2 separate regions of the Homo sapiens genome follow, and region 1 is linked to region 2. Evidence: read pairs that join two places in POLR2A ChIA-PET (ENCODE). Cell type or tissue: CD4-positive, alpha-beta T cell. All regions are shown on one strand. Links, peaks and the distances in the headings refer to the core of each region. The heading gives the core; the rest is flanking DNA.

Region 1 (8,100 bases), core at 1,697-6,696, 50 kb after region 2:
ATTACAAGTGTATCAAAGGTTAATCATTTTCAGTAACAGCAGTGAGGACCCTGCTATTGGTTTTGGTGAGTAATTTTAGTGCAGACTTAAAAAAGTCAAATTGTAATTAACTACACCTACTGAAAAATTCTTAAAACATTGACAATTTTGTTTATTTTTATGTGAATGGTTGCTCTTCCATTTATGTTGACTTCTAACAACTTTATGAGACATAATTCACACACCATAAAGGTCACCCATTTAGAGTGTATGAGTCAATGGATTTTAGTATATTTGCATAGTTGTGCAGCCATTACCAGTACCATGCTGTTTTGGTTACTGTAGCCTTGTAGTATAGTTTGAAGTCAGGTAGCATGATGCTTCCAGCTTTGTTCTTTTGGCTTAGGATTGTCTTGGCAATGTGGGCTCTTGTTTGGTTCCATATGAACTTTAAAGTAGTTTTTTCCAATTCTGTGAAGAAAGTCATTGGAAGCTTGATGGGGATGGCATTGAATCCATAAATAACTTTGGGCAGTATGGCCATTGTCATGATATTGATTCTTCCTATCCATGAGCATGGAATGTTTTTCCATTTGTTTGTGTCTTCTTTTATTTCGTTGAGCAGTGGTTTGTAGCTCTCATTGAAGAGGTCCTTCACATCCCTTGTAAGTTGGATTCCTAGGTATTTTATTCTCTTTGAAGCAATTGTGAATGGGAGTTCACTCATGATTTGGCTCTCTGTTTGTCTGTTATTGGTGTATAGGAATGCTTGTGATTTTTGCACATTGATTTTGTATCCTGAGACTTTGCTGAAGTTGCTCATCAGCTTAAGGAGATTTTGGGCTGAGATGATGGGGTTTTCTAGATATACAATCATGTCATCTGCAAACAGAGACAATTTGACTCCCTGTTTTCCTAGTTGAATACACTTTATTTCTGTTTCTTGCCTGATTGCTGTAGCCAGAACTTCCAACACTATGTTGAATAAGAGTGGTGAAAGAGGGCATCCTTGTCTTGTGCCAGTTTTCAAAGGGAATGCTTCCAGTTTCTGTCCATTCAGTATGATATTGGCTGTGGGTTTGTCATAAATAGCTCTTATTATTTTGAGATACGTCCCATCAATACCTAGTTTATTGAGAGTTTTTGGCATGAAGGTTGTTGAATTTTGTTGAAGGCCCTTTCTGCATGTATTGAGATAATCATGTGGTTTTTGTTGTTGGTTCTGTTTATGTGATGGATTATGTTTATTGATTTGCATATGTTGAACCAGCCTTGCATCCCAGGGATGAAGCCAACTTGATCATGGCGAATAAGCTTTTTGATGTACTGCTCGATTTGGTTTGCCAGTATTGTATTGAGGATTTTCGCATCGATGTTCATCAGGGATATTGGTCTAAAATTCTCTTTTTTTGTTGTGTCTCTGCCAGGCTTTGGTATCAGGATGATGCTGGCCTCATAAAATGAGCTAGGGAGGATTCCCTCTTTTTCTAGTGATTGGAATAGTTTCAGAGGGAATGATACCAGCTCCTCTTTATACATATGGTAGAATTTGGCTGTGAATCCATCTGGTTCTGGACTTTTTTTGGTCGGTAGGCTATTAATTATTACCTCAATTTCAGAACCTGTTATTGATCTATTCAGAGATTCAACTTCTTCCTGGTTTAGTCTTGGGAGGGTGGATGTGTCCAGGAGTTTATCCATTTCTTCTAGATTTTCTAGTTTATTTGCATAGAGGTGTTTATAGTATTCTCTGATGGTAGTTTGTATTTCTGTGGGATCGGTGGTGATATCCCCTTTTTCATTTTTTATTGCATTTATTTGATTCTTCTCTTTTTTTCTTTATTAGTCTTGCTAGTAGTCTGTCATTTTTGTTGATCTTTTCAAAAAACCACCTCCTGGATTCATTGATGTTTTGAAGGGTTTTTTGTGTCTCTAGCTCCTTCAGTTCTGCTCTGATCTTAATTATTTCTTGCCTTCTGCTAGCTTTTGAATTTGTTTGCTCTTGCTTCTCTAGTTTTTAGCATTGTGATGTTAGGGTGTTGATTTTAGATCTTTTCTGCTTTCTCTTGTGGGCATTTAGTGCTATACATTTCTCTCTACACACTCCTTTAAATGTGTCCCAGAGATTCTGGTATGTTGTGTCTTTGTTCTCATTGGTTTCAGAGAACATCTTTATTTCTGACTTCATTTTGTTATTTACCCAGTAGTCATTCAGGAGCAGGTTGTTCAGTTTCCATGTAGTTGTGTGGTTTTCAGTGAGTTTCTTAATCCTGAGTTCTAATTTGGTTGCACTGTGGTCTGAGAGACAGTTTGTTGTGATTTCTGTTCTTTTATATTTGCTGAGGAGTGCTTTACTTCAAATTATGTGGTCAATTTTAGATTAAGTGCGATGTGTTGCTGAGAAGAATGTATATTCTATTGATTTGTGATGGAGAGTTTTGTAGATGTCTATTAGATCTGCTTGGTGCAGAACTGAGTTCAAGTCCTGGATATCCTTGTTAACCTTCTGTCTCGTTGATCTGTCTAATATTGATAGTGGGGTGTTAAAGTCTTCCATTATTATTGTGTGGGAGTCTAAATCTCTTTGTAGGTCTTCAAGGACTTGCTTTATGAATCTGGGTCCTCCTGAATTGTGTGCATATATATTTAGGATTGTTAGCTCTCCTTGTTGCATTGATCCCTTTACCATTATGTAATGGCCTTGTCTTTTTTGGTCTTTGTTGGTTTAAAGTCTGTTTTATCAGAGACTAGGATTGCAACCCTTGCTTTTTTTGCTTTCCATTTGCTTGGTAGATCTTCCTCCATCCCTTTATTTTGAGCCTATGTGTGTCTTTGCATGGAGATTGGTCTCCTGAATACAGCACACTGATTGGTCTTGACTCTTTATCCCATTTGCCAGTCTGTGTCTTTTAATTGGGGCATTTAGCCCATTTACACTTAAGATTAATATTGTTATGTGTGAATTTGGTCCTGTCATTATGATGCTAGCTGGTTATTTTGCTCGTTAGTTGATGCAGTTTCTTCCTAGCATTGATGGTCTTTACAATTTGGCATGGTTTTGCAGTGGCTGGTACCAGTTGTTCCTTTCCATGTTTAGTACTTCCTTCAGGAGCTCTTGTAAGACAGGCCTGGTGATGATGAAATTTCTCAGTATTTGCTTTTCTGTAAAGGATTTTATTTCTCCTTCACTTGTGAAGCTTAGTTTGGCTGGATATGAAATTCTGGGTTGAAAATTCTTTTCTTTAAGAATGTTGAATATTGGCCCCCACTCTCTTCTGGCTTGTAGACTTTCTGCTGAGAGATCTGCTGTTAGTCTGATGGGCTTCCCTTTGTGGGTAACCTGACCTTTCTATCTGGCTGCCCTTAACATTTTTCCCTTCATTTCAACCTTGGTGAATCTGACAATTATGTATCTTGGGTTTGCTCTTCTCAAGGAGTATCTTTGTGGTGTTTTCTGTATTTCCTGAATTTGAATGTTGGCCTACCTTGCTAGGTTGGAGAAATTCTCCTGGATAATATCCTGAAGGTTTCCTAACTTGGATCCATTCTCCCCATCACTTTCAGGAACACAAATCAAAATGGTCTTTTCACATAGTCCCATATTTCTTGGAGGCTTTATTCATTTCTTTTCACTCTTTTTTCTCTAATCTTGTCTTCTTGCTTGATTTCATTAATTTGATCTTCAATCACTGACATCCTTTCTTCCACTTGATGGAATTGGCTATTGAAGCTTGTGCACGTGTCACGAAGTTCTCGTGGTATGGTTTTCAGCTCCTTCAGGTCATTTAAGATCTTCTCTACACTATTTATTCTAGTTAGCCATTCGTCTAATCTTTTTTCAAGGTTTTTAGCTTCCTTGCAATGGGTTAGAACATGCTTCTTTAGCCCAGAGAAGTTTGCTATTACTGACCTTCTCATGCCTACTTCTGTCAACTTGTCAAACTCACTCTCTGTCCAGTTTTACTCTGTTGCTGGTGAGGAACTGCGATCCTTTGGAGGAGAAGAGGCTCTCTGGTTTCTCCCCATCTTTGTGGTTTTATTTACCTTTGGCCTTTGATGTTGGTGGCCTACAGATGGGGTTTTGGTATGGATGTGCTTTTTGTTGATGTTGATGCTATTTCTTCTGTTTGTTAGTTTTCGTTCTAACTGTTGGGCCCTCAGCTGCAGGTCTGTTGGAGTTTGCTGGAGGTCCACTCCAGACCCTGTTTGCCTGGGTATCACTAGTGGAGGCTGCAGAACAGCAAATATTGCTGCCTGATCCTTCCTCTGGAAGCTTCATCCTAGAGGGGCCCCCTGCCTGTATGAGGTGTTTGTCAGCCCCTACTGGGAAGTGTCTCCCAGTCAGGCTACATGGGTGTCAGGGACCCACTTGAGGAAGCAGTCTGTCCGTTCTCAGAGCTCGAACGTCATGCTGAGAGAACTACTGCTCTCTTTAGAGCTGTCAGACAGGGACATTTAGGTCTGCTGAAGCTGTCTGCTGCCTTTTGTTCTGATATGCCCTGCCCACAGAAGTGGAATCTAGAGAGGTAGTAGGCCTTGCTGAGCTACAGTGGGCTCCACCCAGTTCGAGTTTCCTGGCCTCTTTGTTTACACTGTGAGCACAAAACCACCTACTCCAGCCTCAGCAATGGCAGACATCCCTCACCCTGCCAAGCTGTAGCATTGAAGATTGATCTCAGACTGCTGCTCTAGCAGTGAGCAAGGCTCCGTGGGTGTGGGACCCACCGAGCCAGGTATGGGAGGGAATTTTCTGGTCTACTGGTTGCGAAGGCCATGGGAAAAGTGCAGTATTTGGGCAGGAGTGTACCATTCCTCCAGGTACAGACTGTCATGGCTTCCTTTGGCTAGGAAAGGGAAATCCCCTGACCCCTTGCACTTCCCCAGTGAGGCGATACCCTGCCCTGCTTCGTCTGACCCTTCCTGGGCTGCCCACCCTGTCCAACCAGTCCCAATGAGATGAACAAGGTACCTGAGTTGGAAATGCAGAAATCACTTGTCTTCCTCATTGATCTCGCTGGGAGCTGCAGCCTGGAGCTGTTCCTATTTGGCCATCTTGGAAGCCTCCCCGCATCTTCGCCTTTTCTACCACTAGCACAGATCATGCAGTTTTCAACAACCAGCTTGAAATTATAGTGCTCTGCATCATTGCATGTTTTTTGGTCCATCATAGTGATGTTTGTTCACTTCTCTCAAGGTGTTTTCAAAACTTTGCATGAGTCTCTTTTTGTGCTTCCCCATCCTGCCACATGACACTCGGTGTGAAGTTTTACATCCTGTCCTGTTTTTGGTAGATGAAGTTTCCTACAGCTTTGCTCATGGTTGCTTTAACTTCCAGCTAGAAAACAGACAGGAAATGGAGTTTTGGGCAGGTATGACAGTAACAAAAACAACAAAATAGCCCTGATTGAAATATATACTTGCTTCTGTAGTCTTATGAGGGACATGGCTTAAGACATGTGCCAACCTGTATTGACAATCGGTAATTGATTTTTAAAAAGTTACAGGACACTTTTTTCAGAAGTGCTTTGCTAGGCTAGTCTAAGTAAGCTTCAGTTCAGTTGACCTGTCAGTGATAAAATTATATGGTGGTGGCTGACAGTTCTGTGGTTGAAAACCTGTGCTGAGAATCCAAACGTTTTTATTCAGGCAGTCTTAGATTCGTGAACTGACTGGTACTGTGACCAGTGGAAGAAAACTCGGGATCCTGGTGCAGTGGGGCAGGGTGGGAAAGGGACCAGTGTCCTCATTTTCCATTTTGGTAGAAATGTGTCTTCCCTACTTTTGAGCATGAGCAAACCAGCCTGCAGGTTTCACCTGCTTTCGGTTGCTCACCTATACTTTGCCTTTTCTTTCATTCCCTAAGTCCTCTTCTTTGCTCGCCACCTTGATTTCTATTTTTCCACAAAGTCAAGGCAGGGAGAGTATGGAGTATGATTCAGGTTGAGTAGAGGGTAGAGGGAGGTGATTCTAGTTCTTTTATTTTTTCTTGCCTTAAGCTGAGTTTGAAATTGCAGGGGCTTCTGGTATTGTGGAACTGCTAAAAACACAACGGCACCACAGCAATGGTCACATTCCTATGATTGCATTGCTTTCAGGCGATGCTTCCTGACATTAGAGTGTCCCCACTTCCTCGGTGCTCCTTCTGATTACTGAAGCTCCTGCCCCCCACCTTGCTAACATTGTGAGGTGAAATGGCCACAGATGAGAGCCTTTCTATAGAACAGGACTTGAAATGTGCATGTGCAACTTTCCGACTTCTCACCCACTCATGCTTCCTCACAGCCTGCATGCTTGCTATCTGAGGACAAGGAGGAGGGAGACTTCAAAAGGGACTTTGGGGCTTAATGAGTGTATCAGAGTCTGGGAAGCACATGTTTGTAAGGAGCAGTCCCCATTCAAGCTCTCTTATGGTCAACTGCATAGGACTACCATGGCCGCACAATTAGGTTTTAGCCCTGGAGAGTTAACTATCCCTGGTCAAGTCTTGACACCTTCTTTGTGGATTCCCTCGCAGCATCACACTATTGGCCATAGTGTCATAGGTGGGAAGGAGTTTCCCAGCTCTAACAGCATGGGCCCCTCACCTCCTGTACCCACCTCATTCCTTTCTAAAGGTAAGATTTTCAGGTCCTGAAGGAGACCTGACTTCTACCACTTGCTTGAAACCAGAGTCTAGAATCCCTTCTCTGCTTTTGATTACATTTGCCACTGTCTGGCTTAATTCCATCTCTTATTCAAAATTATTCAAGAAATATTTATCGAGGGCCTAATTATGTATCACATACTGTTGTTCTAGGTATTGGAGGTCATAGAAGTAAGTAGACAAAAGTATCTCTTATGTGGAGCTTAGGTTCCAGTGAGGGAGGCAGGCAGACATACACCATCTAAAGTATATCAGGGTGTGTTAGATGCCATGGAGGAAAATGTAGCAGGGGAGTGGGCCAAGGAGTGCCCTCTGAGGGGCAGGGAAGGGAGTGTCCTTCAGGGCCTAGGATGCCCTGTTGGAATCAGGCTGTAAGTGGTGGGGGGCAAGGAGTATGGAGGTTTTGCCAGAAGTGCACAGAACCCTAAAGGCCTTTCTTTATTCCCAATGATGGGAGTGGGCCAACCCCTGGGCTTTCTCTCTGTCTCTCTTTTTTCTTTTTTTGAATTAGGGCCTCACTCTGTCATCTAGGCTGAAGAGTTATGGTGTGATCACAGCTCATCCAGGATGCAGTACAGTGGAACCATCACAGCTCACTGCAGCCTCCAACTCCTGGGCTCCAGCAATCGTCCTACCTCAGCCTCATGAGAAGCTGGGACTAAAGGCATGCACCACCATGCCTGGCTAATTTTTAAATTTTTTTGTAGAGATGGGAGTCTCACTATGTTGCTCAGGCTGATCTGAGCTCGTAGGCTTAAGTGATCCTCCTGCCTTGTCCTCCCAAAGTGCTGGGATTATAGGCATGAGCTACCATGCCAGAATGTCAGGCTTCCTCCTAACTCCTGCTGGTGACCATCATCATCAGCCCTTTAGGGCTAGTGTGAACTGTTTACACTCTTTCTTCCAGACCTGTTTTGCCCTACTCCACTTTCAGCATGGCAGCCAGAATGATCATTTAACAACAAGGGTGATAATGTTGCAACCCTACTCAAAACACTTTACCATTTCCTTCCCCATAAAGCTCAAGCTTCTTACCAAGGTTTGCAAGGCCTGGCTTTGTGGTCTGTGTCCTGCCTACCCCTCTTTCTCAAATCTTGTGTTAACTCCCTTTTCTCCCCAATTCCTCCAAATGCATTGTCCAGAAAGACACCTCCAGTACATACTCTTCTTCCTGCTGGTAAGGACCCTCCCTCCCTTCCTCCTGGCTGACTCTGTCCTTCTCCAGGAAGCTTCCCCATGTACTCAAGATAGAGCCCTCTTCTTAGTTATCTCTGTAACTGATGGACAAAATACCATTAGATCAGAGCTGGAGATTTATTTGTCTGGGAGCAAGTCCTGATTTCTGGCAGGCTGGCACTAACAGCTAAGCATTCAAATTTTCTGGCTACTCATAAACACTCTCATGGAACATCAGTGTCAGACCAGGTGATTCTAATAAAGTGAGAAAAAAACAAGTCCTCTCTGGCATCATGTTTGAG
Region 2 (5,000 bases), core at 1-5,000:
CACCTGGCCAAAAATAACCTTTTAAGTCACCAATTCAGTGGTCTTTAGTGTATTTCCAATGTTCTGGAACCACCACTTCTCTCTTGTTCCAAAATGTTTTCATCACCTCAAAAGAAAACTCCATACCCATTAAGCAGTTGCTCCCCATTTCCTCCTCCCCTAATCCCTGACAATGACCAATCTGTGTTCTCCGCCTATGGATTTTCCTGTGCTGACTATTTCATATAGATGGAATCACACAATATGTGACCTTTCCTGTCTGGCTTCTTTCACTTAGCATAATGCTTTCAAGGCTTATGCAGATTATGACATGTATCAGCAACTCATTCCTCTTGGGAGTGATATGTAGATCACTTGCATATGTAGATACGTCCCATGATTTGTTTATGCATTCATCTGTTGATGAGTGTTTGGGTTGTCTGCACCTTCTTATTGTGATTAGTGCTACTATGAACATATGTGCACATGAATTTGAGTTTGAGTACATATACCTATGAGTGGACTTGCTTGGTCATGTGGTAATTCTAGGTTTATCTTTTTGAGGTATCACCAAACTAATCTTCCACAATGACTGCATCCTTTCACATTCTGTACACTTGCAATGTACAAAGATTCCAGTTTCTTCGCATCCTTACCAATGCTTATTAGTTTCCATTAAAAAAATTCTAGCCATCCTCGTGGGTGTGAAGTGGTGCTTTGGTGTGGTTTAGTTTACATTTCCCTAATGTATGTCATTTCTGATGGCAGCAGAGCAGTCCCTCTTAGAGATGTCCTGTTAGTTTGCCTAGTCAGTTCTCCACTGGTAAACACTTAGTCTCTGTCTCACATCTTTTTGTACTTACAAACATGTAAAATGCAGTACACACCCTCATGTTCTCAGTTGAGAGCCTGGACTCTGGGGTCAGACAGGTGAGCCTCAGGTGTGGCATCGCCACTTACTGTGTAGTCTTGGACAATTCACTTGACCTCTAAGCCTCAGTTTCTTCACTGATAAAATGGGCGTAAATAAGATCTGCTTCACAGATGTTTCTTAGGATTAAATACAAACGTGTAAAACCCTGTACATATGGTTTCATACATAGTAACTACTCAATAAATGCTGGATGTTTTCTCCATCTTGGCTCATATCTTAGATTTCTTTTTTCTTTTTTTGTTTTTATTTTGAGACAGGGTCTCACTTTGTCGCCCAGGCTGGAGTGCAGCAGCGCCAATGCGGCTCACTGCAGCAAGCAATCCTCCTGCCTCAGCCCCATCAAGTAGCTAGGACTACAAGTACACACCACCACGCTCAACTCATTCTTGTATTTTTTGTAGAGACAGGGTTTTGTCTTGTTGCCCAGGCTGGTCCCGAACACCTGGGCTCAAGCAATCTGCCTGCCTCAGCCTCACAAAGAGCTACGATTTCAAGCATGAGCCGCCACGGCCGGCTGATTTCTTTTTTAAATTCTTAGAGGTGATATTGCTGGGTCAGTAGAAGTTATGCACATATATGAAGGCTTTTGACGCACATTGTCCAAAAGTCCTTTCCAGATACTAATTTAACCTCCACAGCAGTGTATGCCAGTGTTTGTTTTTGGCACCTTCAACACCAGGGATTGTCACAAAAAAATTATTGCTAACATCTCATTGCTGTTTTAAATTTGCATTTCTTTGATTGCTAGTGAGATTAAATATCTTTTGGGCATTTATATATCTCTTTTATGAATTGTCTTTTTAATGTCCTATGGCCCAGTTTTTCTGTTGAGTTGGTAAACTTGTCAATTTCTATAAGAGCTCTTTATGACTAGGATTTTAATCTAAATTGTCTGTCATTTTATTAAAAGATAATTCCAGTTTGTCACTTGCATTTTAATTTCACATGGCTACATGGGATGGTTCACTACTACAGGCTCTATAAATATCAAACTCCTGGTGTTTCTTAGAGAAGATGGACAGATGTTGAGCAAATCACTTACTTTCTCTAGGCCTCAGCTTCCCCATCTGTGAAATGAAGGGTTTGGACTAGAAAATTGCTGTTTATATCCAGATTTGAAATTTTATCATTTCATACAAACATCTTGCATGTTCAGTACATAGTGTTATATCATATGTCATATTTTACACTGATATGTAATGGTAATATTTATAAATGTAATTACTCCCTAAACTACATTGGTATACCTACAGACCCTTGAGCAGAGGCTCTAAGTAAGTAGTGGCATTTTGGTGTTTTTTAGATAGAAGAAATATATATCTATTTTACATATAAAATAATATATTTCACATATAAACATAAAAAAATAACATTTTACACATAAATACATATAAAAATGTAACAGTTTACACATAAATATATAAAAATACGTAACATTTTTATATATAAATACATATAAAATAACATGTTTTATAAATATAAACATAAAATATAACTTTTGTATATAAATATCAATATAAAAATATATAAAATATAACATATTTTATATATAAATATAAATATATAAAACATAACATACTTATGTTTATATAATATATAAATATATAAAACAACATACTTATGTTTATATAATATATAAATATATAAAACATAACATATTTATGTTTATATAATATATAAATATATAAAACATAACATATTTATGTTTATATAATATATAAATATATAAAACATAACATATTTATGTTTATATAATATATAAATATATAAAACAACATATTTATGTTTATATAATATATAAATATATAAAACAACATATTTATGTTTATATAATATATAAATATATAAAACATAACATATTTATGTTTATATAATATGTAACTATAAAATATAACATTTTACGTATAACTATATACAAAAATATATACAAATATATAAAATAATATCTAGGTTACAAAAATTAAAAAAATCTCATTATATATATTTTATTGGTGTTGTACTAGATGAGTCATTTGTAATTCTCTTATAGGGAATTTTTACTTTTGCATCACTGAGGCCAGTGGACTTACAGCTGTTTTTGTTGTTAAACAGGTACTCGATTCAGTTAATGCTACGTATTCTGACTTTAAGAGCAACTTTGCGAAGAGGCTGTCCGCAGAGGTTCCTGTTGCGAGTAGCCCCATTACCACAAGGTGGCAGCAAAGTCAAACTAGGGCTCTGTCCTCTGATTCCTTTGGGGAAGAGCAGTCAACCACCTACCTCCCAGAAGCTTCCGGATCAGTGCTGAAGACACCGCCTGAGAAAGAGACCTTGACTCTAGGTGAGGTGCCCCAAACGCCACAGCCCCGTTTTGCAACGTGAATAAAAGATATATTCCTGAGAGAATCTTTGTCTTGTAGAACTAAGGAGTGTCACTTTGAGTCAACTCTTTTCTCTTTTTCTCCCTTTGAATAAGAAATTTCCAAGGTGGGGAGAAATGACACAAAAACAAAGGAAAGGTACTGTATGTGTTTAAAAACAAAAACAAAAACAAAACTTTAGACAAATTAAATTTTACAAAGTTAATTGTGCAAAGAACCGTTGGCCAATGGGCAACCAGAGAGCCACTCCATGTGGGGGCGGGCAGCATTTATGGATAGGAATTGGAAGTGCGTAGGAGCCGGCCTGATTGGCTACAGCTCAGTTCGCCTTATTTGCACGTGGTCTGATTAGTTGGCCGCCTGTGATTGACTGAAGCTCAGCTTCTGTGATTGGCGGAGACTCAGCTAAGTTAGGCTTTCAGTTAGTTTACATCCCAAGTTAGGTTGCAGTTTGAGATGTAGGGACTCATCCTACATCCTCAGGCAAAATTTAGCTTAATTTTAATATGTTTTTGAGACTTGCATTGGTTAGATGATTACTTTTGTAAAGATTGTATGAATGTATATGTATATATGTATATGTACACATACACACATATATATGTGCTTTTGTTTTGCAAAGTATAGAATTTTAATGACTGGTAAGGTTACTGGTATACAGAGTCAGAAAAAATTATGCGTTAGTAATGGAATAATCAGATGTGAAATGGAAGAAAAAGACAGAAGCAGGAGAGAATGAGAGGAAGAGAAAGTAAGAGGAAGGAAGCAAGAGAGAGGGATGAGGGGATGGATGGGGGGAGAGAGACAAAGAGAAAGAGAGAAGAGAGGAGGAGACAGAGGAGGAGGAGGAGGAAGAAAGAAGAAAGAAGAACCTCCAAGAGTAGTAGGGAAGAAGAAGAGGGAAGGAAAGGAGAGTGAGAGACAGTCTGATGCCTATGTTGGGGCAGAGATGGGGGAGTGGGCTCCAAACCACCAGTGTGATGGGCAGGATCCATGATCAACCTGCCAGAGCCCCGAAACACAAACTCTCTTTCTGAAATATGTAATTCTCATTTGGGCACAGACATTTTCATTCCCATCCTTCAGAAGCAAAATTTGCCACCTATCATCAGCTGATGTAATTCCCATTCTTTCTTTTGAGAATCCTAGGCAACATAATTCTTTTGACTATCAGCGTATTTATTAAGACAAATGTTAATAGAAGTGCCAACTCTTTTCAATGACATCAGACATGATGATGCATTGCAGTTCTGCAGATTGAAAGGGAGCCCAGATTTTTTTCAAATCAATGAAATTCCCATGTAACGACAGGCTTTAATACTGAAAGTATTTAATAACCGAGGAGGGAAGCAGTAGGAGATAAAGGGTTGTGAAAAACATTGTTATGACTATCTTCTGAAAGAAATCTTTTGTATCTCATTGCAATTGAGGGACAGTTTTGATGCTGATTGTTTTTGGAAGAATTTCTGGCTAAAATTAGGGGCTCCCTTTTACTTTCTAGGTTCTTAATTAATTTATTGATTTTTTAAAAAAGTATGACATTGTGTGAGAAATTCAGAAATCAGATATTAACAAAAAGGATTTTACAAGAAAGACCATTTTATTTTCTACTGAAGTTAATACTAGGGATTAATCAGATCTACTGGTTTCTCAGTGCTTTGCTAGTGGGGTTTCTTTCTTTTTGTTTTAGAAGAGCAGATACTGAAGATCCTCCCATTCCAAAGGGA

What was found. ChIA-PET counts read pairs that join two places held together with the same protein. Peaks named below come from ENCODE experiments on the same cell type or tissue, not always from the same donor. Only the 100,000 strongest peaks of a DNase experiment are listed, where the experiment ranks them.
Region 1: POLR2A ChIA-PET joins it to region 2 with 9 read pairs; 4 of 35 experiments call an interaction of 5 or more read pairs at or near these places.

The regions. Positions count from the first base shown.
Region 1 is chr5:55,093,500-55,101,599 of GRCh38, reverse strand. It overlaps the pseudogene GZMAP1. Among named protein-coding and RNA genes, the nearest start is that of GZMA, 5.1 kb to the left of the region's middle. In CD4-positive, alpha-beta T cell, for the core only: no CTCF peak of the experiment used is centred there; DNase peaks (open chromatin) are centred at 4,539 and 5,229; H3K27ac peaks cover 2,209 bases.
Region 2 is chr5:55,144,861-55,149,860 of GRCh38, reverse strand. CDC20B (cell division cycle 20B) reads left to right here. Exons shown (of 12, transcript NM_001170402.1): 3 at 3,005-3,233. Among named protein-coding and RNA genes, the nearest start is that of GPX8, 13 kb to the left of the region's middle. In CD4-positive, alpha-beta T cell, for the core only: a CTCF peak has its summit at 3,100 (motif pointing right); a DNase peak (open chromatin) is centred at 3,110.